Regions from separate parts of the Mus musculus genome. Here all the other regions are linked to region 1. A link is a loop called in an ENCODE intact Hi-C map of the cell type or tissue named here. Cell type or tissue: left cerebral cortex. All regions are shown on one strand. Each heading gives the region's core, and the rest is flanking DNA. Links, peaks and the distances in the headings are about the cores only.

Region 1 (9,928 bases), core at 4,633-7,132:
TACCACATACATATCACACAACAGAAAACTGCTATGACCTGACAACAGGTCATCATGTCTGAACAACAGAAATGTAGATGCTGGCATGTGTGGCTCCTGTACCTTCAGGAAGAGAAGCAGTTTGCAAAGCAATGTGCACACAGGACCGTATGTTCCTGCTTAAGCCTGTGCTTTCCTGTTTGTTTGTTTTCTATAACAATCATCCATGGCTTTTGTAATAAAGGAAGAATGGTAGTGGGGCCTTGTGGCTCTGGCCTGTGATCCCCACTACCTGGGAGGTTGAGGCATAAATTCAAGATCAGCAAGGGCGATAGAGTAAGAGAGTGTGTTCAAGGAGATCCTGGGCAACCTACTGAGAATGTTTTGAAATACAAATAGAAGAGGAAGAAGAAGAGAAAGAGAAGGAAGAGGAAGAAGAGGAGGAAGAGGAGAAGGAGGAGGAAAAGGAGGAAGAAGAAGAGAAGGAGGAAGAAGAGGGGGAAGAAGAAGAGGAGGAGGAAGAAGCGGAGGAAGGCTGCAGATACAGCTCAGGGATGAAGCCCTGGCCTAGTCTTAGTGAGGCTCTAGCTTCAGTCCTCGGTACTGAGAAAAGTAAAGAAAGAAAGCTGAGCGTGGTGGTACACACCTTTGATTGCAGCACTCAGGAGGCAGAGGCAGGTGGGTTTCTGAGTTCTAGGCCAGCCTGGTCTACATAGAGAACTCCAAGCTAGTCAGAGCTACACCATGAGATTCTGCCGAGAGAGAGAGAGAGAGAGAGAGAGAGAGAGAGAGAGAGAGAGAGAGAGAGAGAGAGAGAAGAAGAAGAAGAAGAAGAAGAAGAAGAAGAAGAAGAAGAAGAAGGAGGAGGAGGAGGAGGAGGAGGAGGAGGAGGAGGAGGAGGAGGAAGAGGAGGAGGAGGAGGAGGAGGGAGGGGAGAGGAAAAGAAAAGGAGGGAGGGAGGAGGGAGAGAGGAAGGGAGGAAGGAAATTAGACAGACTGAATGACTTGGGTATTACATGTGTGTGCACATGTGTGCATGTTTGTGTGTATGCATGGAGATGCCAGAGGACAGAGAAGGACATCAGATGTCCTTCTCTGTCATTCTGCCCCTTAGTCCCTTAAGGCAGTGTCTCACTGGACCTGATGTTAGGCTGGTGGCTGACAAGTCCCAGCCATCCTGCTTTTTGCACCCCCAAAGCATTGGCATAAATGTGGCTATACCTGGTTCTTATGTGGGTACCAGGGACCTCAGGATGTCCTGATGCTTAGGCAGAAAATCTTATACACCATCATTTCCCAGCTAACACCATCTTCCTTTAGAGATAGGGTCTCTCACTGGCGTGGAAGTCACCAAGTAGGCTAGGCAGTTTGGCCAGTGAGCCCCAGGGATGCTGGTGTCTGCCTCCACAGCTCCGGGATAATAAATATGTGCCTGCATGTCCGGATTTGTACATGCGGGTGAGTCAGATCCTTGTGCTTTGGGACAAACACTTTACAGACAGAACCATCTCCTCGGCCCCTGGATGCTATTGGCTTTTATTTCATGCGCATGCATATTTTGCCCGCGTGTATGTACTAGAGGCTAGAGCAGGGCATTGATTATCTGCAACTGGAGTTACAGACAGTTGTGACCCACCATGTGGGTGCTAAGAATCATTTCTGGGTCCTCTGGAAGAGCAGTCAGTGCTCTTAACCACCAGGCCATGTCTTCAGCTATCCAACTTCTTCTTGAAGTGACTCACTATGCAGTCAGATGGAAAGGCTGGGTTCACTCCCTTTATCCTTCTGCCACAGTAGCTAGCCCCGCCCCCACCCCTGAGGTCCTAAATGCTTCCGAACAAGCACAGATGTGTGCCCACCCAGGGGCGAGTTTGGGGAATTTGTTAGATGCCATCTGGATGAGTGAAGGGGTTGCAAGATGAATTGTGTTGGAAGAAGAACCGAAGCTTCTTGAGATGGTTGGCCTGGCCTCGGGATCATCAGGTGGCGCCTCCCTGGCAAGGGAGTCCTGGAGGTGAGCCATGACAGTTAGGAGCTAACTGGGTGAAGGGAGGGGAAGAGGGTGGTCCTGGCATCCAGTAGAAGTAGAAGTTGTGGGGCAGTAGGGAGGTTGTGGATCTGGCCATGGTGCTGGAGTGCCTAAGAGGCAAGAGAAGCGTCAGGGGCCAGAGTATGTGGCCTTGCAGGCTGCACTGAGGATTTAGACCTTGATCCAGAAGAAAAATAGCTGCCATGTGTCACAGTCACATGCATCCATCGGATGCTGTGTGGTGAGCATACTGAATGAGGACAGTTGGAGACAGTGGCAGTGTTGGGGATCAGCTGCCATGCAGACCTGAGCGTCCCTACCCTCAGCTGGTTCTAATAAAGAATTGCCATTCAGACAACAGCTGGGCAAAGAGACAGAGTGGGAATCTTAGATTGTGCGGGCAAGGGACCAAGAGAGAGGGGAAGAAGAGAGAATTGCTGTGGGATCAGATTTAAGAGCTGCAGGAGAGAAACCATCCAGCAATGTAGGTGGAAAGGGAATGCAGCCCTATGGAGTTGCTGCCCAGAAGGTAACAGGGAAGAAAAGGTAAAATATAGATTTAGAAGGTGTCAAGCCAACGGGGAGATTTAGAAGTGCTCAACCATTGAGCTAGTCAAGGTATATCAAAATTAACTGGTGTGTGTGTGTGTGTGTGTGCTTCATTCATAAATCCAGAGAGCTCTTGGGTGAGTGCAGTGTGCGAGTGACTCACCAGGAGCCAACAGTTTAATTAATTTACTGCAACATGCCAGGTTGCCCAGGGCTGCTATTGAGGCTGTACAGGGGAGGCTTGGGTGAGACAGGTGGGCATGGGCAGACCATGGTATGGATGGGTGGATGGATAAGGGCAAGGGAGAGGGAGGTTTTCCTGATGAGCTCTGGGTTTGTGGATGGAGCAGTGTGTTAGAGTATCAGACTGGGGAGATCTGAGCTGACAGGCTGAGAGTGAGATGTGTTTAAGTCTTGGGCACGCCGGACTGGCCAGCAGTAACGACGCTGCAACAGGATCCTTCTGCACACGTTTATTGGGAGAGCTTGATTGCAGAGGCGAAGAGACCCCGAGCCCAGAACTGGTGCTGCTTATATAGGCCTAGGAGAGGCGTGTCTCACACCCGGATTGGTTATGCACTACGCCTCATTTGCATGTTCCTCATCTGATTGGCTACTCTCTCTGTACCTCACAGAGCCTCATTATCATACCTCATTTGCATGTCTCACATCTGATTGGTTATACTCTCAAAGCCTCGTTATCATGCCCGGGCCAGGCAGTGTCTTTGCAAAAAACTTTACTGCATATGTACACATTGGTTGTTTGTCCAAACTTATGTGTGGTGGCCAGCAGTAGTCAGTGCCACTCTGCAACGGCACATGTGGCTTCCCACATTTAAGGAGAGAAGTGCAAGCAGCTGGATGTCCCTCTTAGGATCAGAGGAAAGGCTAAGTCAGAGTAAGGCCTCCACATCTCTGCAGGATAGACAGGTAGGCTGCGCCACCTTGAGGACCTTGCTGTAAACCAGTAACACACCCCCTGCAACGGAGGTACCCCACAGAGGTGGCGTGCATGGGAGGGCTGCTAGTCCTTCTGTGGACACCCTAGGAGAGAACAGGATGGAGGGGAGGGTCTGAGACGGGGCTGGGGAGTGTCAGCGATCTGCAGAGGAGACTGAGAAGTAGAAACGGGAGGAAACAAAACCAGGAGGAGCTCTGACCACAGAGGACAGAACTCTCATCCCCGGGTGCTGAGGGCTGCCAAGCAAGAGGTCAAGTGTACTGAGTCAGCAGGACATGGGCTGCTGGCTTAGGGAACATCCGGTCAGCGTGACTTGGCAAGCATGGGACAAAATCCAGAATAGCCCGTGCTGAAGGAGAAGAAAACAAACGGGCAGTCCTCCCCAAAGCTTGCTTGTTTGTTTGTTTGTTTGTTTATTTATTATTGGCATCAGGTGCCAAACTCAGGGTCAGTACTCTACTATGGACCCATATTCCCAGGATCCCTCCCCACCTCCACCCCCACCCCCACCCCAGTATAAGACAGAGTCTCATGTAGTCCAGGTTGACACTGAATTCCATGTGTAGCTGAGGGTGATCTTGAACTTCTGATCCTCCTGCCTCTGTTTCTGGAGTGCTGAGATTACAGTGTGTAGTTATAGGTAGGTAATAGACAGACAGACAGAGACAGACAAATGATAGAGAGATGATAGGTAGGTAGATGATAGATAGATAGATAGATAGATAGATAGATAGATAGATAGATAGATGACAGGTAGGTAGATGACAGGTAGATGATAGATGGATAGATGATAGATTATAGATAGATGCTAGATAAGTAGATAAATGATAGGTAAATGATAGATAAGTAGATAAATAATAGGTAGATGATAGATAGATGGTAGATTAGATAGATAGATAGATGATAGATAGATAGATAGATAGATAGATAGATAGATAGATAGATAGATAGATAGATAGATGGATAAACAGACAGACAGATAGATAGACAGATAGAAAGATAGACAGATAGACAGATAGATAGGTGATAGATAAGCCCACCATGGTGAGCTTATAGTTCCGGGATGTGTGCACACGAGACAAGTGTCTACCAACAAGAGCTACAGCATGAGTTACATTCCCTGCCCCCTTTCCCTTAAGGACTTTCTTCCTAAGGAAATAGGCAGGCAGCTCCAGTTTGGGTCAGGTCAAGGGAGGCTCTTCTCTTTTGCTTTCCCCTCCCACCCCCCCCCACCCCCTGAGATGAGCTACTTGCGAGGGCTTGGGTTGGGTGTGGGGTAGACTGTGTGTGTAGGAGAGGGTATGGGGGAATGGCTGGGTAGAAGGATGGGCTGCGGAGGCTGATGCTCGATTTGCTGTGTAGTTAAAGATGACCTTGAACTTTTGATCCTTCTGCCTCCACCTTCCAAGTGCTGTGATGGCTTGCCACCTCTAACTTCCAAGTGCTGGGATTGTAGGTGGGTTGCCACCACAGCTGTCTCAGGAAGGGACGTTACGGCAGGATGCTAATGCTAATGCAGAGAGCCTTCTGTGCTGTGTGGACAGTCTGAAGGTGTCGCATTGAGAGTAGAGAAGAACAGGCATGCCATGCTTGGGAGTAGAGTTCTGGGAGAGTGGAAAGTTTCTAAGGAGCTGCAGGCGGTTCTGAACTCCAAGCAAAGCTGGGTTATCTATCAGTCATCTGTCTGTCTATCTATCTATCTATCTATCTATCTATCTATCTATCTATCTATCTATCTATGTCCTTCTGGCTCAAGCCATCCTCCAGCTTCAAATTCCTGAGTAATTATGTCTACAGGCACTGGCTTTGGTCCTAAATGCTCTGGTTTTTATTTTATTTTATTTTATTTTATTTTATTTTATTTTATTTTATTTTGTCTAGCTCTATCCCTTGATGAAATGACTTTATCTTAAGATCTTAGTTTCCAACCTATAAAAAAGGGGACAAACACAACCCCACTCATTACAGTTTCTGGTTCCTGGATCTGGTCTGGTCTGGCTGTCAACGCCTCCCTCCTCCCACCCCGTCCCCATGTTGAATGTTGGGAAGGGTGACCTGGAAAGCTGTCTGTGTTTATAACAAACTGACCAGCAGGGGCAGCAGATACCTACACAGGAACACCGGAGCAGCCTTGCGCTGTGGTACCCAGAGAGCAATGCAGGGGACAAGACTGAAGCTGCCACTAGGCTGATCTGTGTGGCTCATGAGCCAGAAGGGAAATAAGTACCACACTTGAGTTCAGGGGCTCTGTAGCGGAAGTGGACGAAGAAACAGCTCGATTTAAGAATGTAACCGCTAGGGAGGAGAAAGGAGCGGACAGAGTCTAGGCTGATCTGTGTGGGAGGGGCTAGGGAATGAAACAGGCTGGCAGGGCTACCTGAACTGGGGGGTTAGAGTTGACATCAGGGAGTCACAGGGGCACAGAGGAGGGGGCGGGGCAGAAGAGGAAATGGGGTGTGGAAAGGAGAACTGGGAGCTTCCAAGAGACCCAGAGCCGCACCTGTAGCATAGGGCCTGTGGAGGGCCGGGGAGACCCTGGGGTGGGGACAAGGGCCCATCACACTTGGCCCCCTTGGTGTCTCTTCTTCCCGTCTCGCTGAGCTTGCAGACCCACAGCAGTGGCAGCATACGAGGTGGCCCTGAAGCATTTGAGGCCCACAATTGCCAGGGCTGGAAGAGCTCCCCACATTCTTGTACCCAACGCCACGTTTTGCGGAGGAGGAAACCAAGACCCAGCTCCCTTGTAGCTCGGCGAGACTGGATTGAAGCTGCAGCTGGTCTCTGCCCTGACGGGCATCATCAGGTATAGTTAGCGGTGGCCGGCGCTCCCACAGCCTGGAACATCCAGGCTCGGGACACCTTCAGGGGGAGAGTTTTCAGGACAGAAACTGTTGCCACGCCCCCTTGGGAGCTTATAAAATCCCACGTCTCAATTCTAAAGCAAGGGGTTCAGAATAAAGAGGATATAGTTAATGTCTTTAATACGACAGGGTAATTTCGAAACTGAAAACAAACTTGAGGGAAGGCAATTAAAAGCTCTTCTCCCTTGGAACACAAATATGAGAAACAGCGGCAAAGATGGCACTTAGCTCAATCCTATGTTTATTTTATTTTAAAGCGCCACCAACTGGGGCTTATCCTGGATAAAGAAGGAAAATTAACCTTCAGAAAATGCAGCCACTAAGTTCTCATGTTAATCAACAGGCTACAGGAGAAAAACCATGAGACAGTCTCCGCGCAGGCGCATGCTCAGAAGAAAGCTGTTCGGAAAGTCACACCCATTTGCAGTTTCCAAAATCTTTAGTAAACCAGGAGGGAGTAGGGGGTGGGAAAATTACCAAAACTTATAACGGGGTTGGACACGTGGCTCAGTGGTTAGAGCACTGGCTTCTCTTGCAGAGGACCTGGGTTCAAGTCCCAGCACCCACATGGCGGCTCAGACCCATCTGTAACTCGGGTTCCAGTGAATCCCATGTTCTCTTCCAGGCAGGCACATGGAGCAGACATACACTCGGTCAAAACATTCATATACATAAGATAAAATAAATCTAAAGATGTTTTTACATTATTAAGGTCACTGAGGTGGTTAAGCCGGGGTGCTCATTGCCAAACCTGGCAGTCCGATATCAGTTCCTCAGACCAATATGATGGAAGAAACTGACTCCCCCAAGTTTCCATCTGACTTCCTTGTGGACATTGTGGTGTACACACACACACACACACACACACACACACACGTAAGGGTTTTTTTTTTTTGAAGGTTTGTTTGTTTGTTTGTTTTTTAAAGTATGATTAAAGCCAGGCTGTCACGGTGCATGCCTTCAATCAGAGCACTCTGGAGCCAAAAGCCGGTGGATCTTTGTGAGATCAAGGCCAACCTGGTTTACAGAACTACTTCCAGGATAGTCAGGGCTGCACAGAGAAACTCTGCCTCCTACACCCCGCCCCCCCCCCCCCAAAGAGTGTGATTAAGGGCAGGGAGGCATTGTGGTGCACACGGTTAATCTCAAACACTTGGAAAGCAGAGGCAGGTGGATCTCTGTGAGTTCCAAGCCAGCCAGGGCTACAAGGTGAGTCCCTGTCTTGAAAAACAAAGAACCACCACCACCACCAAAAATAAAAAATAAATAAATAAAATTTAAAAAGAAGAGAAAAGAAAAAGAAAGAAAAGAAAAGAGATATAAAAATTGGTATAAGATGCATAGCCAGAATTTAAGGAAAACATATATGTTTTTAAATTTTTTAATGTATATGAGTGTTTTGTGTCATGTATGTATAAGAACCGTATGTTTGAGATGGAAAGGGGTCAGATTCCCCTAGAACTAGAGATGAAGGTGGTTATAAACCACCCTGTGGATGCTAGGAATTGAACCCAGGTCCTCTACAAGAATAGCTAGTGCTCTTAACTGCTTAGCCATCTCTACAGCTCATTAAAAATGCATATTTGGAGTATTTGGTATCAAATCCAGGGCCTTGTGCATGCTAGATGGGGCTGAACCTTACCTATAGCCTGAATAGCTTCTTTCGTTTGGTTTTTCTTCAGAGGGTCTCATTATGTATATATCTCATTAATAATATATTATATATGTATATATTATTATTATTACTGATAGGGTCTGACTATGAAGCCATGGGTGTCCCAAAATTACCTATGTAGACCAGGCTGGCCTTGAACTTTTAGTAATTCTCCCTCATGTGTCTTCTCAAGGCTGAGACTGCAGGCAGGCATTTCTATGCCCAGATCCCCCAAAATATATACTTTTTGTTTTTCAAGACAAGGTTTCTTTATGTAGTGCTGTCTGTCCTGGAACTTGCTCTGTAGACCAGGTTAGCCTCAAATTCATGATATCTGTCTGCCTCTGCCTCACAACTGCCAGGATTAAAGGTGTGCCCCACTACCACCCAGTCAAAAATAAATTCTCAAAGGAGACCAGGAACAGCCGGAGGATGCCCAACATTGTAGTTACTAATTCACTTTACTCTTGGGCTCTTGCTGACGTTATGAAGAAATGTAAGGGTGGGAAAATAAGAGGCAAAATGGTCATTACCTACGGATATAATCCGTAGTTACCCACACCGAAAAAACGATCTGATAATTACCAGATCAAAGACCCATTTATAAAGGCTTTTCCATGGCAGACCAACCAACTATAATACATTAAAGAAAAGAAAACAGTGAAGTGCCCAGGAACTAACTAGCCTCTTCTCTTTTTAAATTCATTTCCAGAAAAATCTAGTTTTAAAGTTGTCAGTGGGCATTTTTAAAGAGAGTTAGCACTGCAGTAGAGAGCCCCGAAGCCTGGCCTGAGAGGCTGGTGCCCAGGCAGGATGACAACAGTGGATTCGGGCTCCCTAGTTCCTGCCACCGAGAAGGACTGAGATCCTGGCTTCTAATACTGTTCCCCACCAAAGGCCCCTGGTCTCCACGAACAAATGACGGATTAAGATTGGGACAGAGAGTGTAGAAGGTGACCTTGGGTCATCTCGCATAAGAGAGCAAGAAAGAAGAGTGCTCAAAGAAAAGGTTGGTGGTGGGTGGCGGCTGGGGAGGGAGGGTCAGTTCAGTTTAAACCTGCAGTCCATGGTAGGTTGACCCTGCATCAGTGGGCAACTCCGCTCCTAGGAATACATGGGCAGAACTAACTGTACTCAGAGAGTTAAAGGTAGGAAGGAAGGAAGGAAGGAAGGAAGGAAGGAAGGAAGGAAGGAAGGAAGGAAGGAAGGAAGGAAGGAAGGAAGGAAAAAGAAGGAAGGAAGGAAGGAAGGAAGGAAGGAAGGAAGGAAGGAAAAAGAAGGAAGGAAGGAGGAAGGAAGAAAAAAAGGAAGGAAGGAGGAAGGAAGGAAGGAAGGAAGGAAGGAAGGAAGGAAGGAAGGAAGGAAGGAAGGAAGGAAGGAAGGAAGGAAGGAAGGAGAAACTGGAGAGGTGGCTCTGCAGATGAGAACATTTACTGGGAGGCAGAGAAGGGAAGCACCCCGGGCTCTCCAGACAGACTTGCTAAGTCAGTGGGCTCCAGCTTAGTGAGAGACCCCACCTCACACAAACAGATAAGGTGGCGACCAACTGAGGAAACATTGCCCTCTGGGTCCCATACATACACGCACATGCACAGACCCACAACAACATGTATCACACACACACACACACACACACACACACACACACACACACACACACACACTGAAGTTTTTTCAGTGGTGGACTGAGACAATAAAAAGTAACAGGAAACCCCCCCAGAAAAACCAGGGCTCCATGTTGAAGCGGGGTGAGACTGAGATGTCAGAATTTTAAACTCATTCTACAGAATAGTTTTAAACACCAAGGGGAAAGGAGTGATTCCTTCGCTGAGCCTGTCAGGTGGTGTGCCCGCCTAATGAAAGCACATATAGTCAGCGGTGGGACACACGGAATG
Region 2 (9,928 bases), core at 3,577-6,076, 150 kb after region 1:
CTGGCTGTGTAAAGATCTGTGTGTGTGGTCTGTGCCTCCGGGCCTCAGTTTCTCCAATGTGCAGGGATAGTAGCCACCCCACCCTGCAGGTTAATGGGAAAATTCTCAGACAGTCAGCCACCTCCTGTGAGGGGGGGGGGGCAGGGCTCCAGGAGCCAGGCTGTTTACAGTGGGTGTGTCTGTCTCTTCTGAGTTTTGGGTTCCCTGCAGCCGAGCAAGGGGTGGGGGGTGCGTGCGGTGCAGGGTGAGAAGTGGCTGGGTGTGCATGACAGGAAGTGGAGGTGGCAGAGAACACTCTTGTGTCTGGGGCATGCGTGGGCTTGGGAGCCAGTGTGCTCACATGGGATTGTGCCACCCACCTGCATAATGGCTTCATTCTGTGTGAGGATGAAGATACGCTGCCTCACGTGGCTCCCATCCTCCCCTTCAGAACGGTCCTCCCTCGCCAGCCCTGGGACACTAACAATTCCAGGTCTTTGCACACCACCTGTGCCAGTCCTCACAATGGCACCTCAGGCTCTGCCCTGCGTCTGCCTCTCCTGAGCCCCCTACAAACCAGGAGAGGTGTCCCACTTAACAGCCTGCCTCAAAAGCTTGCACTGGGTCCATAGAACCTTGTTATTAGAACTTGCTCAGTGTCCATGCAGTGTGACACACTGGATGCCCAGCTCGTTGGGTTACCATCAACCCACTCAATCCAGTGGGTCGCCACTGCTGCTTAGCGAGGGGTATTCATGTGGTAGATCCTATGTTCACCACGCAGCTGTCTGCTAGACCAGGCTATGAGGGTGGACTTGAAGCTCTCTGGGTACCTGGTCACCCATGTAAGGGACCCTTGAAGGTCCCTTGAAGGGACCCCACCCTTCAAGGGACCTCTGGTCACATGGGTATCTGGCTAGGGAAGGCAGAGGACTGTCACCAAGCTGGCTGAGGTAAGAGACAGGGACATAAAATCTTATTTCTGACTCCTAGAGCAGAGCATCTGCTACCTGGACCGACCACCCCTCTCACCACAGACTTTCCCATCACTCCTGGCAACCACCCCAATATCCTTCAGGGGCAAGCTCCTATATATCCCTGTTCCAGACCATGCTACCCATTTGAAATCACTCAGTGGCCCATTAGCTCATCTTATGTCTGTTCCTCAACTGGAAGGAAGCTGTGGGAGGCTAGGGACCTCACTCATCCAGATCCCGCAGCCTCGGGTGAATAGCTGGCCCAGGACATGAACCCGGGAAGTATTTGCTAAATGAATTAACAGCTAATGAAAAGCCTTATTGGGGGGGGGGGGTGCTGGAGAGGCTCAGTGGTTAGAGCACTGGCTGCTCTTCCAGAGGTCTTGAGTTCAATTCCCAGCAAGCACATGGTGACTCACAACCCTCTTAATGGGATCTGATGCCTTCTTCTGTTGTGTCTGAAGATAGTGACAGTGTACTCACATACATAAAATAAATGTATCTTAAAGAAAGAAAAGAAAAGTCTTACAGGGCCAGGCATGGTGGCACACACTTTTAATCTCAGTACTGGGGGGGTGGGGGTGGGGAGACAGAGGCAGGAATATTGTTGTGAATTCGAAGCCAGCCTGGTCTTGATAAGAGTTCTAGGACAATCAGGGCTAAATAGAGAGACCCTGTCTCAAAAGAACAACAATGATAACAACAAAGGAAAGAGAGGGGGAGAGGGGAAAGAGGAGAGACAGAGAGAGTGACAGAGACAGAGAGAGAGAGAGAGAGAGAGACCTAAAGGACACTTATGTGGCGACTACGTCCCTGTTTATATGTTTATGGGTATAAACATGTTCAGACACGGCAAGCTTCAAGCCCAAACTCACACAGCAAATAGCCAGGCCAGGTCAAAGGAGCTAGCCGTGCTGGAGCCTAGGTGCCCAAGAATGTATGGGGATGGCCTTAGTTATACGAAGAAGTGATTTACCCACAGGTCACTTGGGTCACCAGGCAGGCTTCCCTCCAGTATGTCCTTTTCATGTCACTGGCCCTGAAATGGGGAATCCCAGACATCCACTGCATCAGGGAAGAAAGGAAGACTCAGGTGAGGGACAGCTCGGGGTGGTCAGCTGGGACGGCCAGCATGTGTGGGCCAGAGCCAGAGCACCAGTAGGCACTGTGTTCATTCACGTAGGAACAGGAGAAGGTGTCATCACCCTCGGGCAGAGGCCTCCAGGACATCAAGCAGACCGGCCCCTGTGTATTCAATGACAGTGGAAGAGGAGGAGGACCATGGTCAGGGTCGGGTGTGTGCCAGGCCTTAAGTTGGTCCTTAGTGCAGCATGCTACCTTGTAGAATCACCATCACAGTTTCTAGCCAAATCTTGCCGGGGTCCCAAATAACCTATTTCCCCTCTAGTTATATGAATGCCAGCATCTGCCTGGGGTCGGGGCAAGAGGCTCAGCTAACCTGGACATGTGTGTGGTGTCTTGACTTGAACCCATTTATTCACTGGGCCTAGTTCCTTGTTCCTCTGTTATAACTCTGTCTCTGTCTCTCCCCCACTCCTGCACCCCCCCACACTCCAGGCTAAAGACCTAACAAGTAGGGAAACTGAGGCCCCCAGAGGCTCCCTAGCTTCCCAAATCTGTGGTGGCATTCACAAGCCAGGCCCAAAGTCAAGAATCTAGAGCTCAGCCCACCCTGAGCACCAGCAGGATACTGGTCTCCAAAGCCCCAGAAAAATTCAGCTTCAAAGAAGAGTTCGGGATAAGTCCTGATTTGAGGGTTCAGAGACTCCCGACACTCCCACCCCCAGGAGATCACACATGGCCTCGTGGGTAACTGCTGCTCTCAGCGGCCAGACATGGCCAAGGCTCTGTGCCCTGCACATGCCATCTGCTCTTCTCTGCCATGATCCCCTAGAACATCCTCTCGCACGTGCTCATCCCCTACCGGACACAAGCCACAAACTCTGTCTCCCTACCAATCTGTCGCGCACATGCGCAGTGCCATTCAGCCTGCCCGTCTATCGCGCACATGCGCAGTGCCATGCAGCCCACTTCCCTCTTGGGTCATTGTAGTGAAAGGGTCAGTGTTGTTAGCTTGAAAGAATCTAGAATCACGTGACTGAAGTGTGGGATTGTTTTGATTGGATGGGGAGAGCCAGTTTCTGTGGATGGCAGTTCCCTAGCTGTCACCCTGGACCCTATGAGGAGAGTAAGCAAGCTGAGCAGCAGGCATTCCTGGCTCTCTTTCCTGGTTGGGGATGGGATGTGACCAGCTGCTTCCAGCTCCCATTGCCTTGCTTTCCCTGCCATGACAGTCTGTGCTTTTAATCTGGGCTCATTCTTTTCCTCTCTGGACTGAGTAACTCCAAGAGTCATGGCTTTTTTTTTTTTTTTTTTTTTTTTTTTTTTTTTGCGTCTACTGCTTGCCACCTGACCCCTGGTTTGCACAGGCTTTGGCTCTCTGAGAGTTCCCCACATTAATACCCAAATTTGTCTACTTTGGCCAATAACCTTGCATAAGATCCCGCATTCCGGGTTAGAGAGATGGCTCAGTGGTTAAGAGCACTGACTGCTCTTCCAGAGGTTCTGAGTTCAAATCCCAGCAACCGCATGGTAGCTCACAACCATCTGTAATGGGATCTGATACCCTCTTCTGGTGTGTCTGAAGACAGTATACTCATATTCATAAATAAATAAATTAAAAAATAAAAGATCCTGCACCCCAAGATACCAAGAAAGCCTCCTCCTAAGCCACCCCCTAAGTCACCCCAAGTGCTCAGACACATGACACACGGTCTTTGTGTACTAATGAATCCTTTCTTTCAGCGTAAATACTCACAGAGGCAGAAAACATCCCCAGAGAGCCTCGGCGCCGTAGTTTCTAATGATAGCACTGACATGATCATGGGTCATGGAAGGCCCAGCGGCAAAGCAGGTTGAGAAATGCCACAAAGTAACTGAGTGGAAGCCAGAGTGGGCATTTGAACCTGGGTCTGTCTAACTACGAGGTTCAGAGCTTTCCTGGCAAAGGGTGCAGCCTGAGCATCCGCAGGATGTAGGGACAAGCAAGACCGAGCAAGAACCAACCTTGAACAGGTGTGGGTGCTATGCACGGGATTCATGGCAATCATTTGCCTAGGCCAAACTGCAAAACCATAGCCGTCCAGGCTCAAAATCTACCTCGGCAGGACCTAACTCTGGTCTCCTGAAGCTACAGAGAAGCTTCCTGGCAAAAGGTGTCTCTCGTAGGCCCCTTCCAGGGGTTGCCCTTTTGTACAGCATGATGGGAAGGGTCAAGGAGAGTGGCTTCGGCTAAGCTGGAGGGTGAAGGGAGCCAGGATGCAAATATGCAACCCTGCCTAGGAGGAGCTGCCTCAGAGGGCTCCCTTCTCTTACTGAAGAGCTGTGTGTGTGTGTGTGTGTGTGTGTGTGTGTGTGTGTGTGTGTGTGTGTGTGTGTGTAGGAGGGTCAGACCCCAGAACACACACAGGCTCGGGCAGCTCAGACCCTTTGGAACGTAGCTAAACTGCTTAGCAGTGCAAGGGACCACTTCAAGGGCAGGGAGCTGCCTGTCACTGGGAACATACAAGAGGATGTGACAAGTGGGCCAGTAAGATGGCTCAGCAGATAAGGGTGCTTGCTGTCCAGCATGGAACCTGTGTCCCTTCCCGCCCGACCCCCCAAGGACGCATCTCACGGGAGGAAAGAACTGCTTCCTGAAAGTTGTCCTCTGACTTCCACAAGCACGCTGTGGCGCTTCATAACTCCCCCCCCCCAACTAACTAAAATAAATAAACATAATAAAATTTTTTTAAAAGAAAGGGTGACGGGTCAATGGAGGCACAGGAGGCTCAAGAGGCCCATAAATTTAGTTGAAGGTAGAGATGTGTTTTTCTCACAAGGCCCCGAAAGCTTCTAGCAGCACTCAAGGGGATCACGAGCAGACGAAGCGGTTCCTTGCCAAGTGGGAGGCTACAAGAGGTGCTTCTCCTGCCAAGGACTCCAGGGGCTCTGTAACCTTTAAGATTCCTCAAAGCCAGGCAGCTGAGACTTCGTGCTACCGTAGGGCAGTGACTGACCTATCTAACCCCGGTCCCGCACCCATCTTACCTGCAGAACCCACTCGGTCCTGGCCTCTCCCAAGCTCACACCCACCTGTGGCCTCACGCCCCCTCAGGCTTCCAGTCACCTGCTCCTTACTGTCCATAGGACATACTGAGCACATTCCTGCCTCAGGACCTGCTGTTCCTGGATACCCCAAACTCTTCTCGTGTCTGGCTCCACCCCTTCCTCAAGTTCCAGTCTAAACACTAGATCTTAAAATCCTTCCAGAACGTTCTCTCCCCGCCTCAGCTTCCTCCTGGCCTGGGAACAATGCATGGCTTGTGGAATCACTGGGACAAAGCAGCTCATCTACCTGTGTGAAGGGCAGTGGGACGCAACCCAGAGCGGTCAGCCTCCTCTGTCACTCGTAAGCCTGCTTGTGACTTCAGTGCGAGGCAGAGGCAGATATCTGTCAGCTTATAATCCCTTTTTCCTATTCATTTCTCAAATGAGGATAACAAGGCCCAGAGAAGTACTGCCAGTCGTGGCCAAACAGAAATATCTCGGTTGGTCTCGTGTTTCACTGACTCCAGCACCTGGAACCCTGCCCACACACAGTAGGTGTTTAGTGGTCGCTGCAAACTCCTCGAACACAGTAGGTGTTTAATGGTTGCTGCTGATTCTCAATTCTCAGAAACCTGTAGGTACAAAATAGTTGCCTGAGGCCAAGTGGGTACATGGTAAATAATCATAGCTCCACTCCACTCTGGACAGCCAGGAGTGTGTGTGTGTGTGTGTGTGTGTGTGTGTGTGTGTGTGTGTGTGTGTGTGTGTGCTTCAGACTCCATCAGCTACCTCTGTTCTTGTATGTCTAGGTCTAGGAACTTAGGTCCCTCTCAGAATGGCTGCTGGGATGTATTCTTGCCCCTGTGTCCTATAGGATTCCTCAGTCTTGTTTAGCTGGGAGAGACAACACTTACTGCCTTGGCCAGCTCAACCTTGGTGTTGGCCCCACAAGGTCCCTGCCCAGAGCCGGGAGCAGGTGTGGGCTCAGGAGGCAGCTGCTGGCTCCCAGCCTGGGCTCTGCCAGCTGCCCGCCGGGGGCCTACCCACCAGATGCATAATAGATGAGGAGGCCCAGCGGGCTGTGCCTACTTGGCATTTCAAAACTGCTAATGAAGCCTGTGCCAGGTCCCAAGACCTCTGGCTTTATGACGGCTGAGAGGAGCCACTGAGGGCAGGGACCACCACCAAAGCCCACTTCACACCTGCTGCATCTGGAAGATTGAGCTGGCAGGCCCCGTTACCAATCACTGACTGCCTGTTCTGTCAGCCACTTGCCCTGCGTCTCCGTTCCCTCATCTATAAAGTGAGGCCCTGGCCACACTGTGGAGGGAACACATCTTGGTGGCAGGTGAGTCCTCCCTGTGAGACACTCGGCAATGACTCTCATTTGGGACACATTTGGGGCCACCTCCCTCCCTCTGCTCTCCCACAGCAAGGTACCCATTTCTGTAGTTTCCAGGCTCGACCAAGGTCCCTTCTCCAGCAAGAGAGGGAGCCCGATTTAAGTCCACCCTACCTACCAGCTGCAAGACCTTTACCATCCTCTGGCTAAATTGTGGCCTGTGAAATGCAGGTCTGTTCTCAGGGCTGACCAAGGCCATCACAGAGGAGTGACCAGCACCGTGTTGGCTGGGCTCTGTGCCTTTGCCTCCAAGACCCCTAGTTTTCAGGACCGACCAATGGCTTCTCTCACAGTCCTTCCCAGAAGCCCCTGCCTTGTGCAAGCCCACCAGCTGCCCCCAGACCTCTTGTCCTGCCTCCATCTGGATTCACCTTAAATGCCCAGCCCCTACACCAGGTTAGCTGGGTCCTCAGGGCTGCAGAGGCAGAATCACACCTCCATTCTGAGATATCCACCCAGGCACTTGGCTGGGTGCAGTGGGGGACAGAGCCCTGCTGATCTGGGACTCACAGGTATCTGAAGTGAAGCCCTGAAGGAGCTGTGACAGAGGAGTGCAGGGCCTGTCTCATACTTCAGGGTCACATGGACACATTCAATGCCACAGACAGCACCTTATAGAAACTCCCATCCCAGCAAACGGGTTGAGCTCTGAGAAGGGCTTTGAGAAGTGACTGACCTGCCCAAGGTCCCACGACTAGAACATGTCAGAGGCAGATTCCTCCCACACCTGTCAGCCTTCCCAGGCCTTGCTCTTTCTGCTAACTAGGGAACAATCAGTAACGTGTGTGAGATAAACAAGCAGGCGTGATGTGGGATCAGAAAAGAACTCCCTCCCCTGCCACCCAGCAGCTGAAGAGAGAAGGTATCTGGAGGAAGCATGCTGGGATAGCAGGGGAGACACATGTGCAAAGCATTGTGGTAGTTCTAATCAGGTGTCCCTGTTGGCCAGAGATGCAGGCCCTGTGAGAAATAAAGTCCTGCTAGAGAGGAAGGCAGGGGCAGGTCATGTGTATCAGGAAATATGGTAGGAAGTTTGCCATTCCGGGTGTAGGCTAGGACAGGACTGGCTGTAGGAACGGGGTGGGGTGGGGCACATCCGGATTAGCACCTCGGACAGCTGCTAAAGCAGTGGCGGGGCAGGGCAAGGAATTATGGGTAACAGGTGCATCCTGAGGACTCAAGATCCTTACATCCCAGAGAGTGTCAAAGCCACACAGCCGGTCAGTTGCTCTCCGTCCTGGGGCCCTGTCTTTAGCTCTTGGTTCAGAGCGCTTGCCTAAGTCAGCCTTGGATACCTGACCCCACTGGAACCTCCCTGAGGCTTGGAGACCCCTGCTCAGAGCTGGAGGAAGATATAGACCTGGAGGAAGATATAGACCTGGAGGAAGATATAGACCTGGAGGAAGATATAGACCTGGAGGAAGATATAGACCTGGAGGCGGCTGTTGGTTTCCATCAGGTTCCCATGTAGGTTCGACATCAAAGTTCAATTCTCTGTGGCCTTGGGCAAGTCACTTGTCTACTCTGTCTCACCCAGACAGAATTAGAGATAACAGTCGTAAAATCAGAGCTGTGCTCGGGATGACTTGAGTCAATACATACAAGCGCCTGACAGTCACAAAGTACCTGACAAGTGGCAGTTACTGCTGCTTGAAGCTTTGCAAGGGAGCCACCTTCCTCACCTCTGTTGGCATCTCCTCACCCGACCCCTGCTCTGGGCATACCAATCTGACTCAGCATGGCACCAGGGCAGAGCTCAGAAAGGGAGAGTCACTGGCCCCCAAGCTGCACAGTGAGCAACAAAGGGAACTGAGGAAGGGGCCCTGGAGCTCAGCCTAAGTACCTCCTGCTCTGCTTCCCAGGGCCTTGGGCACTCCAGCAGCTGGAACACTGTGGGGTGTGCAGGCTCCAGGAACCCCCCCCAGCAGGGGCAGGAACCTAGAATGGGGGCTGGAGCCACAGGGGAGCTCCCACTGGCATTGAGGCAACTGCAGGAAGAGCCGGAAGGGCCATGTGATGTTAGTGCCAGGGAAGCTGGGAGGTGCCCGCCTGTGGGACATCAGGTGCCCAGTGCTGTGTGAATCTCGAGGTGAGGCTGCACCTCTGCCCACTGCCTGGTGCCTCTTGGTGTTGGGGAAGCTGTTGATGCTACCTCCTCCAAAGGGAGGGTGGCCTCAGACACAGGGAACAGCTTCGGGGCTCAGTATGAATGGGACTAAAGGATTGGGGGTCAGCAAGAAGGCAGGACACCTCCTGCCCAGCGAAGAGGCACACCAGGGCAAAGATTGGTGAATGGAAAGGGAAGGAAATATTTGGATGAGGGCCTCTCACACACCAGCCTGGGTCTGCACGCCTGAGTTCTCCAACCTCACGCCACAAAATAGGCATCTATACCCCCATATCCCAGATGAGATAGCTGAGGTTCAGGGAAGTGGCAAAGCTAAGATCTGACTCCAAGGCTGAGCTTCAGCAACAACCGTGAGGAGAATATGTGGGTTCTAGGGGAAAGATCTCCCGTGCCCTGCCCTGAGGGCTGTAGGTCCGATTTGTCATTATAGAGGGTGGGAATGGGCTGGGGGTGCTCTCAGGGAGCAGCCAAGGCAACCCAGGTGCTCCCGAGGACCCCCGGTACTCACCACACACTCTGTCGAAGGGAGAAGGATTTGTCCACCCTGAAACACAGTAAGTGGATAGCCCATGAGGGGTCATCTGTCATGGCCTTGCAAGGTGCACCAGACCCATTCCGATCTATCCTGCCCCCTGGTGGCCAGAAGAGACACTGCTGCTAAAGGTACCAGATGGCCTCATAATCTGACCAGACCCTGAGGTCAGGGTGGACCCCTGGGAAGGTGGGCCAAGGCTATGCAAATGAGGAACAGGAGCAGGGAACATGAGTGTTGGCAGGGGTGGAGTCAGAAGTGGTTCTGAGCCGAGCAGAGGACAGTGTTAGAGGGTCAGGGTAAGGCTATAGAGGTGCGGACAGGCTGGGAGGTGTGCTAGGTGGTTATGGCTCATGGCAGGATTCCATGTCCTCCGCAAGCCCCACAGGCTTGTCCCAGCTCATATTCACCCAGGAGCCAATCACCTCGGTACCTGAGCAATCCTCCCCTCACCCCAACAACACACCCCTGCACTTCCGAATTCATGGGCATCCCCAGACGACATTCCCTGTGCCCTGTAAGCCTGGACTGGAGGAGGGTGGGTGGGCAGGGCCATCTGAAAGGGCACCTTGATGTGGGGGAGCGTTGGGGCTTTGCCCTCCTCCCTAGTGGGGGACCACAGGACTGGGTCACTGTTGGGAAAACAAACAGCCTTGCCTTTTGCCTGAAGCAAGCAAAGAGCAGAGAGGAAGGGAAAAACTAGGCTGCAATGGTTGAGGGGTGGGGGACCAGAGGGGGTTGGGACTGGGGGCGGGGTGGGCACGGAGCTAGGGTGCATGGAGGATCCTGCTGGGGAGAAA
Region 3 (9,928 bases), core at 1,904-4,403, 160 kb after region 1:
GACCAAGTGTGGGGTGGGGTGTTGGGGTGCTGCTGGAGAAATGCTCAGAGCACTGGCTGAGGACCTTGGTTTGTCCCCAGCATCCACATCATCTGTAACTCCAGTTCCAGGAGATACAAAGACCTCCTCTGGTTTCCATGGGTACCAAGGTGCATGTGATATGCATGCATGCATGCATGCATACGTACATACACACGTACATACATGCAGAACACTCATACACATAAGATAATAATAAAACTTAATGTAGTATTAAAGAAAGAATGAGGCGATCTGTTTGAGCACACAGAACTGCCTCCCAGATAAACACACAGAGAGACAGCACCACGTGGGACTTGTCCTGCAGCAGGCTCAGGAAGACATCAGCCACCACAGACCACAGCAACAGGGAGCTCGCCATCCCCACTCAGCACAGAGTGGGCGCTTGCAGGCTGGCACTGGGGACTCCCCGCTGCACTCCAGAGGAGTCCCCTTTCTTTGGTCTCTCACCTAGGAAAGGAAGCCACGGGCCAGGGGTGAGGCTCAGTTGGCAGAGCGCTTGCCTAGCATGCGTGAGACGCTGGGTGTAATCTCCAGTACAGAATAAAAGCAAGAACCAGGCCCACGTGTGGCTCACACCTTTAATCCTAGCACTCAGGAGCCAGAGGCAGGCGGATCTCTGAGTTCAAGGCCAGCCTGGTCTACATGTCCAATTCCAGGCCAGACAACACTACATAGAGAGACCCTGTCTCAACAAACAAACAAACAAACAAAATAACAGATCCAGGCACGACAAGGGAGGTGAAGGCAAGAGGATCAGATATCCAAGGTCATCCACAGCTACATGAGACCCTGGGTCAAAAGGAAAACGGAGCCTGCTCTCCAGGCTCAGCTCCTTCTGGGAAGCCACCTCCTCTTCTAGGCCTCCTGACTCTGCACCTGATGAAGAAGGGAAGGAGCAGGGGTGGGGAGTAGTTTCTTCCCCCAAGCTCACCCAGCCGGCTCACCTGCCTATAACAACCCCCCCTTCCCAGCCCCCCGCAGGGAACTGGAGAACAGAGTGAAGGGCAAGCTCCAGGAAGACCCCAGGCTGGGCTCCACATGCTACTTGCCAGGGTCTCCAAACCACCTCCTCTCTCAAGTCATTCCCATGGAGGGATATGCTCAGGTTCCCCTGGGCAAGAGGCATGGCAGGCCTGGGCTCTCCGCCCTGCTCTTGGCAGCTCCTGAGTGGCTTGGCTGGAATCTGTTTCCTCCCTGGGCTTAGGTCTGCTCATGTGTTAATCACTCTCCCTAACACATGCACACCGGTCTCTTTCTCTCCAGGCCTAACACAAGCAACATATACATGCCGAGAAGGAATTCCACCCACCATGGGACGCACTCAAATCCTAACCCAGTTACATCCATCCAGTTCCAGGTTGTCCTACATGGAGGCGGGTGTGTGTGTGTGTGTGTGTGTGTGTGTGTGTGTGTGTGTGTCCCGGTCCTGGGGAAGGAAGTGTGGCTCGGCTCACACCCTCCCCAATCAGCTGCCTGTGGTCCATGTGCTGTCCTGGTTCTTCCTGGAGGACCCGAGGACACACCTGTACCCAAGCTACCCCGGGTCTGTGAGCATCTCGACTTACACAGTGCACACATATAAACATCTAACTTGTGCCTAGATGTCTCATATAAACCTGCTCACATAAAAGTCAGCACCCACGCCATCAGCTTGCGTGCGCACACACACATGTGCAAAGGTCAGAGGAAGTTTGCACATCCGAGTCCTAAATCTAGATGTACTCAGCTACTGACTGGGGCTGGGTTTGCACACCCATGAGGCACCCAAGACCACAGGCCCGTGCGCTGAAATCACACCTTTAACTGTGGTCACCTTACATTTATCCGGTGTGCATACAGACATGTATACATACACACATGGCCGCCCACCTTACGTGGCACCCGGAAAACTGTGGAGAAGAAACGAGAAGGTGTAGAGAATGACTTCTGTGGGTCAGAGATGTGTGCAGCCAACCATGGCACCCCTGAGGAGAGTAGAGGGGAGGTCAAGGCAGGGACCCAGGCACCTTCCTCCACTATCTTTGCTACGTGATCCTTCCCTGTTCATTTTCAGGGATGTAGGTCAAAGCTCAGGCAGGCACCCACAGAACACCTGCTGGGGCAGCAAGCTGACCGAGCCCTGGTCCCTTGGTCAGGAGACCTGGATCTCAGACCCAGGTTTGTGAATCACTTGCTATTTCCCAGGACAAGCCCCTTTCTACTCTTGCCTCCCCTTCTACACAGCTGGCCAGTCTGGGACTCAGAGCCACGAAGCCCCCACCCTGGCTACCGTTCTCAGTGAGGACAACTCCGCCTCCAGGAAGCATTAGGGAAATACCAGAGGGTGGTTTTAATTTAGCAATTACTGAGAGTCACCACAGCCATTCAGAGGGTGGCAGCCAGAAGAGCTATTCATGGAGAGTCTTGCTGAGGCAGGCTCCCTCACACAGGCTGCCCCGCCCTGCACGTGGGCACAGCCTGCTAAGCCGACCTAGCCCCCAAGTACTTCATACATCAGTATTGATCTGTGATTTTTCTTGTTTTGCTACAATGCTGGAGTTGGGTGGAACCCAAGACCTTGAACAAGCCAGGCAATTGGCCTACCACTGAGCTAAAAGCCCCAGCCCCGTGAGTCTCTTTTTGATGTGGCTTTAATCCATAATGAAATTTTCTGAGGTTCAATTGCTGGAGACATCCTGAGCTGGAGGTCAGGTGCATGGTAAGATTTTTCTACTGTTAATGGGAAAGTGTCTCTGTCAGAAATACTAAGGGTTTGGTTTCTTCTGTGACTCTTGCGGTGTGGTCGTGCCAGGGCATTCACCCAAAGTGGGGCACTGTTTGGTTCCCTTGTGGTGAAATGTCATTGGCTTTTGAAATGAGCTGGGCAGGCTTATTATCTAGGAGTGTTAAATCTGGAAATGAAGACTGCTCTTAGAAGTCTCCGAACGCAGTTTAGGAGTCAGAGGCGGTCCCTGGCTCCCTCATCTGGCCGTTGGTGGAATTGCAGTCTAGCGCAGGCAGCTTTCCAGGACCAGGGACAGCGCCCCAACCCCAGCAAACCCCCCTCACCCCCCAGGCTCTCTCAGGGTGGGGACCCTGAGCCTCCAGAGACAGCGCCTCAAACCCCGCTGTGCCACACTCCCTCCCTCCTTCCCTGGTGTGGAGGCGGCCCCACAGCCTCCCCTCGCCAATAGACTGTGCCTCTCTAGGCCACAATGGCACACCTGCGTGCCACAATGGTGGCACCTGCTTTGCCGCCTACCTTGTTCCTTCCACCCTTCGTTCCTCTGAGAGGATTGCTAAGCTTCACCTACGCATCCTGTAGCCTCTGTGATCTTCATAATAGGCCCAGGAGCTAGATCATGCAAGAATAGTGTATCTATCATGGCTGATGGGGAAACTGAGGCTGGCAAAGACTCCCCTGTGTGCTCCTCAAAACCTCACTCCCATCATTCACGCTCCAGCCCAAAACAACAGTAGCTACCCACTACCGTGGCCCTGTGCCAAGCACATATCTTGCCATCGAGTTAATTAGGTCAAACGGCTGTTCCCATTCCACAGGCCAGGAAACCCAGGCTCTAGGGAGCTGAAGGGCCTGCCTGAGAGTCGGGGTATAAATGGCTACACACACTCCATGACGCATTCACTTTACCTTCCAAAAGAAAGCAGCTATTCTGCTCCGGTCCTCACAGGCTGGAAAGAATGGTGCTGGAGCCCCACACTCCTCACAAGGAACAGGGTTTCTCTATTTGGTCAAACTTTAGCCTTGAAAGACACACAGTAGGTGCTTAATAGATACATGCTGATTGGTAGGCACCTGCCATCCAGACACAGTTCTTTAAGCACAGCCACACAGCCTGGACACAAAGCCTGGACCCAGGGCAAGGCAGGATCCACTGTGGGTAGGAACACAGACGCAAGAGCCACACTGAGCAGGGGCCTGGCTCACGTGACTGGAGGCTGATGCGGGGAAGCGGCAATGCCCGGTGCCATCAAGGGCTTGCATGGGGTCGTTATTTATACCAATAGCAGCAGGTGCACCCGCTGGGTCCTGCCCCACTTCTCTCAAGGGGAGGTCAGGTACACCACGAACACTCAAAGGTAGTCTATGGCTGACGTAATAACAGGAGAGAGGCAGCCATTATGGGTGAGGCAGAGAGTGAAGGGATGTCTGGAGATCCTGCACCTCGCAGCCTGACTCTCAGCCTCCCTTGAGATAGGGGCTCATAATGATGTCCTAGGCCAGCTCTGAACAGAAAGAAAGGGAAGGAAGTTTTATCCCTATCAGAACACACATGGTCTTGTGCCGGTATGAGCTTGGACTCAGTCGGGCCTGTGTTTGAATCCCCTGCTCTGCTCTTCCTGGCTGCTGACTTTTCAGAGCCCAGGATTTGTGACAGGCGATGGCGCGTGGTGGCGGTACCTGTTCTTATCTCACCGGAGTGTTTTTAGAACTCAAACGTGCTCGAGTCTAACAAAGGGGGGGCACCGTAAATAGGGATTCACAGTCAGGCATGGTATGCACACCTATAATCCCAGCACTTAAGGAGCTGAGGCCATGGGATTGTAACTCCTAGGCTAGTCTGGGCTATATAGCAAGATCCTGTCTCAAAAACAAAAACAAAGGGCTGGAGACATGGCTCAGCGGTTAAGAGCACTGCCTGCTCTTCCCAAGGTCCTGAGTTCAATTCCCAGCAACCACATGGCGGCTCACAGCCATCTGTAATGGGATCTGATGCCCTCTTCTGGCATGCAGGTTTACATGTAGATAGAGTACTCATATACATTAAATAAATAAAAATAAATCTTAAGCCGGGCGTGGTGGCGCACACCTTTAATCCCAGCACTCAGGACGCAGAGGCAGGCAGATTTCTGAGTTTGAGGCCAGCCTGGTCTACAAAGTGAGTTCCAGGACAGCCAGGGCTACAAAGAAACCCTGTTTGGAAAAACCAAAAAAAAAACAAAAAAACAAAAAAAAACAAAACCCTTGAATAAAATAAAACCAAAGCATAAATGTATGGCTAGTGCATACAACCTCAGCACTTGAGAGGCTGAGTGTGAAACTACCTTAAGCAACATGATGATTCCCTTTTAAAAACAAAAGGTCAAGTCTGCAGAAACTGAAATGGGTCTTAAATATGGTTACTGGACATGCCCTGGAAACCCAGGTCCTGAGCTAAGCCCCACACTGGCCCACAGAGTAACTTCGGGATAGGTGTCATCCCTTCTCTGGGCCTCTTTCTCTGCCTATAATGAGGGCTCTCTAAAGGCCTGTCTTATTCTGGTTTCCAAGGTAGCACAGCCCCCTGGGCATGGCAGGCAGAGATGCCTCTTGGGTAGGGGCAGAGGTGAGGCCCTGAAGCACCCAGCCTCATCTCCCACCGACTATCCCTGGGGCCCAGCACCCCAGGCTGGAATGGGGTAGGGAGTAAGGGGTTCCCTCTGACTATCCTGCCCCTCTGTCTGCAGGATCCTCTAACCTGGAATACAAAAATGTCCTCAGCCTAAGATCTGGAGAGAAGCCCATGGTGGAGTGAGAAGGAATGAGTCACCCGGGACTTCATGTCTGGGTGGCCCCCTTAGACCCTGTGAGGCAGTGACTCGTATGGCAGCTGCTGCCGCATCTCAGTGAGGGTTCAGAGAGGTGAGGGAGGGACCTTGGGGGAGTGTGCACAGGACCTTGCTTCTGGGTCCATCCATCTCTGAACACACTGGCCACTCAAGATTAGGCGTCCTGAGCTATGGCTATGATATATCCCACACTAACACAGGCTTGGTTCCAAGAGGCACACGTGATACGGGGCAAGAATCAGGGAAGGCTCTTGGGTGGCCAGTGAGGCCCTCCTTCCTCACTGTCATGGGACATCTACTTTTGCCATGTTGTCACTGACAATGGACAGAACTGAGAGCAAAGCCCCTGCCCTGGGGGTAGCCTAGCCCTCACCCCGCCCCCTCCCCTGCCTCCATCCCTATTCCCATGGCCAGAGCAAACGTCTTAGAGCAGTTGGGAATATCCCACCTTTCTCAATGGTACCCTTTCCCTCGCTGTCTTACTTTGTACACCACAGTGATTAACAAAGGCCAACAGAGCCCTAATTACAATCTCAGTCCACTGAGCGACCTCCAGAGGTTGCTCGACCTCCCTAAGCCCCTATGGCTGATAATGACAGTTGCTGAGAAGTCACGGGAAACCCTCATCACAGTACACAGCACACTGTAAGTACTCAATTAACGCCCCTCCGGGGTTCTACGGCTCAGCTCATATTCAGCATATTCTCCCAGAATCCTACTGGTAAGGACTGCGTATTTTGGGGGTAGTAGGGTAGGGGCAAGCCCCAGGCTTCTCTGTCCTTAGGGACATTAACTACTTACATGCACCTTTCCTGCTGGAAGCCTAGTGGCATGGATGAGTGAGATCTCAGCCCTCAGGTCCCTGTCCAGTTTTGCTCTCTGTGGTATTTAGAGATCAGAGACAGGCTACAAGGTGGGAGGCAGGTGTGAGTGGGCAAGGTTAAGGCCCACTCATCCCCAGGTGTAGCCCTGTGACTTCATAAGACTGCTGCCAAGGCTGGCCCAGGGGCCCGCAGCAGTCTACCTGAGAGTGTGTGGCCACTCCTGATTCTCAAGGTCAGAGACGACATGGTGGCAGGGCACAAGGCTTGCAACCATCAACACCGTCCCATTCCGGCAAACCCCTGAGGCCAGTGGTTTGGCCCACTCTGAGATGATGAAGTCAGAAATGTCCTCCAAGTTCTGGTCTTATGCAGCCAGGCAAGGGACACTCCCAAGGTCAGCCTCCATTAACCACCTCCATCTGCCCGAGGAGGGGACTCTGGACGAGGGCATCTATCTCTCAGAGATTCAAGTCAGATATCAGGAGAGGGACAGAGGGCTGAACCCCACTATCTGGCCTCCGTTTTCCTTCCCTCTGCAAATGTGTGGCTCCCGTGGGCATTAGGAGGTGGCACAGGTGCCTGATCTCCACCCGTTGTCCCTGGGCACCTTGCCAACAGCTCCAAATTCCCAGGGGTGCCCGGGGAACAGGCAGTTACAGAAACACCTGCAGGAGTAACAACCCCGGGGCTCACGCTGCATAGACATTATCAGCCCCTGGAGCCATGCAGCAGTCACAGACCCAGCAGCAGGGTCAGAGCCTATCCTGCTGCCCCCACACAGTAAGGCAGAGGCAGGGGACGAGGTATGGACTTTCTGTGTGGGTGCCGGTCTTGCTTCCTGCAACTCTCAGTTGACGCCCTCACCTGCTCCAGGGAGGGAACACCCAGCAGCTCTTTCATCTGAACACAGGAAGATGAGGTCCAGGGAGAAAGGCATTGGGCAGCAGGAGCCCAGCACAGCTAGGCAGAGAGCTGTACCTTGTACCTGTGCCAGGCTGCTCCTTGTCCCCTGCCTACCGAGTCTGGCCATGTAACCAGAGGCTATGTGTACAATGCCCAGTGGGTTCCTTTGTGACTTTTGGGGTAATGCAGAGTCCTCAAGCCATTAATAAACCAGGTCATTGCGTCACCCTTCCCTGAAGCCAAATGTCCCCAAGTTGGCCTCAGTGTAGCCTTTACCCCTCTCTGACATCCATGTTATCAGGTACCAATCAATACCTACTATGTGCCAGGCCCCTCACTCCTCAATTGCCAATTGCCTTTGAAAATGTGATGTCACGGGAGGATAAAAAGAAGATCCCGTTACTCCCTAACACTGAAGGGAAGCTTAAAGAAAGGAAGGAAGGAAGGAAGGAAGGAAGGAAGGAAGGAAGGAAGGAAGGAAGGAAGAAAGAAAGAAAGAAAGAAAGAAAGAAAGAAAGAAAGAAAGAAAGAAAGAAAGAAAGAAAGAAAGAAAGAAAGAAAGAAAGAAAAAAGGTGGCACAGTGGTTAAGAGTACTGAGTTCAATTCACAGGAACCACACGGTGGCTCACAACCATCTTTAATGGGATCCGATGCCCTCTTCTGGTGTGTCTGAAGAGAGCAAGTGTACTCATATACATAAAATAAATAAATCTTTAAAAAAAAAACCTATAAACTTTGGGCTGGGTGTGGTGATGCATGCCTGAAATCCCTTGCACTTGGGAGACTGGGAGATTACCATGAGTTCAAGACCAGCCTAGGGTACATAGTGAGAACTTTCAAAAAGGTAAAGGGGTAGGTGATATGGCTCAGAGGGTAAAGGTGCTTGCTGCCAAGACTGACTACCTGAGTTTGATTCCTGGGACCCACATGATGGAGGGAAGGAACTGACTGTCCTTGGATCTCCATATTGTGCTATGTCGTGTCCATGCACATAGACACATAAATAAGCTAATAAATAAATGCCTTTTAAAAAAGAGGAGAAGGCAGGAAAATAAATAATACATTGAAGTGGTAGTTTATTTGTTTTTATTTATTTGTTGTTGTGTTTGTTTGTTTGTTTGTTTGTTTGTTTGTTTGTTTTTCAAGACAAGGTCTCTGTATGTATCTCTGGCTGTTCTGGAATTCACTCTGTAGACCATGCTGGCCTCGAACTCACAGATTTGCCTGCCTCTGCTTCTGGGATTAAAAGTGAGCACCACCTCCGCCCAAGTTATTTATTTCTGGGACAGGATTTCTCTGTGTAGCCCTGGCTGCCCTGGAACTCACTAAGTAGGCCAACCAGGCCCTGAACTCAGAGATCTGCCTGCTGTGCCTCCCAAATGCTGAGATTAAAGACGTGACCCACTGCCTGGTAATATTCTGTAGTTCTTGAAAAGGATTTCTCTCCAGGTTTCCCTGGTGTTTGCTTATCCTCTGTAGATTTCCGTTTTCCTGAGCTACTAATCCAAAGCAGTTCCCGGGGACTGCGCCTCCATCCTCACAATGCTCCCCAGAGGACAGCAGACAGGAGCTCCACACAAAGGGTCGAAGGCTTGTCCAGAGTCACACAGCAGAGATCAGCACTGGATTCTTTTTTTTTTTCTTTTTTATTTATTTATCTTATTTATTTTTATGATATACTCTTTATTACTTTTTTTTTAATGATTTATTTATTTATTATATGTAAGTACACTGTAGCTGTCTTCAGACACTCCAGAAGAGGGAATTAGATCTCGTTATGGGTGGTTGTGAGCCACCATGTGGTTGCTGGGATTTGAACTCCGGACCTTTGGAAGAGCAGTCGGGTGCTCTTACCCACTGAGCCATCTCAACAGCCCCAGCACTGGATTCTTTAGCTTGAGGTAGCCTTTCATCTGCAGGTCCAGTGGCTGAGCCCTGTACATGAGCTACTACTGACCAGCCTTCTTGCTTCTTCTTTTGAGACAGGGTCTCAAAACTCATTTAACTCATTCTGTATCCTAGATAAGTCATGAACCTTCGCGGCTTCCCCAGGTCCAGCACTTTTCTTTTTCTTGTTTCTTTTTAAATATTTGTTTGTTTGTTTGTTTGTTTATTATATGTGTGTACATTATAGCTGTCTTCAGACACTCCAGAAGGGGGCATCAGATTTTGTTAGGGATGGTTGTGAGCCACCATGTGGTTGCTGGGATTTGAACTCAGGACCTTTGGAAGAGCAGTCAGTGCTCTTAACCACTGAGCCATCTCACCAGCCCCCAAGTCCAGCATTTTTCATTGTTTTAGACGTGATCTCCACATGGCCTTGAACTCAAGATCCCCCTGACTTTCCATCCCAAAGTGCTTGCTACCTACCACTCCTGCTTTGATTGGATTTGGACTCTTTATAACTCTTATCCCGGGTCTTTATTTATTGGGCTTTTGGTTTTGGATATGGTCTCTCTCTCTCTCTCTCTCTCTATATATATATATATATATATATATATATATATTTATGGCTGGACTTGAACTTACTAAGTAGACCATGCTGGCCTTGAACTCCCAGAGATCCACGTATCTTGGTTTTCCAAGTGCTGCTATTAAAGCTGTATAA

The links. Peaks named below come from ENCODE experiments on the same cell type or tissue, not always from the same donor. Only the 100,000 strongest peaks of a DNase experiment are listed, where the experiment ranks them.
Region 2: a loop joins it to region 1, with 2.4 times the contacts of the local background. A loop is called at or near these places in 15 of 42 quality-filtered maps.
Region 3: a loop joins it to region 1, with 3 times the contacts of the local background. A loop is called at or near these places in 15 of 42 quality-filtered maps.

What each region holds. Positions count from the first base shown.
Region 1 is chr4:137,831,840-137,841,767 of GRCm38, reverse strand. No RefSeq gene overlaps it. Among named protein-coding and RNA genes, the nearest start is that of Gm32079, 25 kb to the right of the region's middle. In left cerebral cortex, for the core only: a CTCF peak has its summit at 5,622; a DNase peak (open chromatin) is centred at 5,623.
Region 2 is chr4:137,682,673-137,692,600 of GRCm38, reverse strand. It overlaps a transcript of Rap1gap not described here. Among named protein-coding and RNA genes, the nearest start is that of Rap1gapos, 19 kb to the left of the region's middle. In left cerebral cortex, for the core only: no CTCF peak of the experiment used is centred there; a DNase peak (open chromatin) is centred at 5,048.
Region 3 is chr4:137,669,384-137,679,311 of GRCm38, reverse strand. It overlaps a transcript of Rap1gap not described here. Among named protein-coding and RNA genes, the nearest start is that of Rap1gapos, 32 kb to the left of the region's middle. In left cerebral cortex, for the core only: CTCF peaks have their summits at 2,337 and 3,001 (motif pointing left); DNase peaks (open chromatin) are centred at 2,420, 2,999 and 3,566; H3K27ac peaks cover 1,978 bases.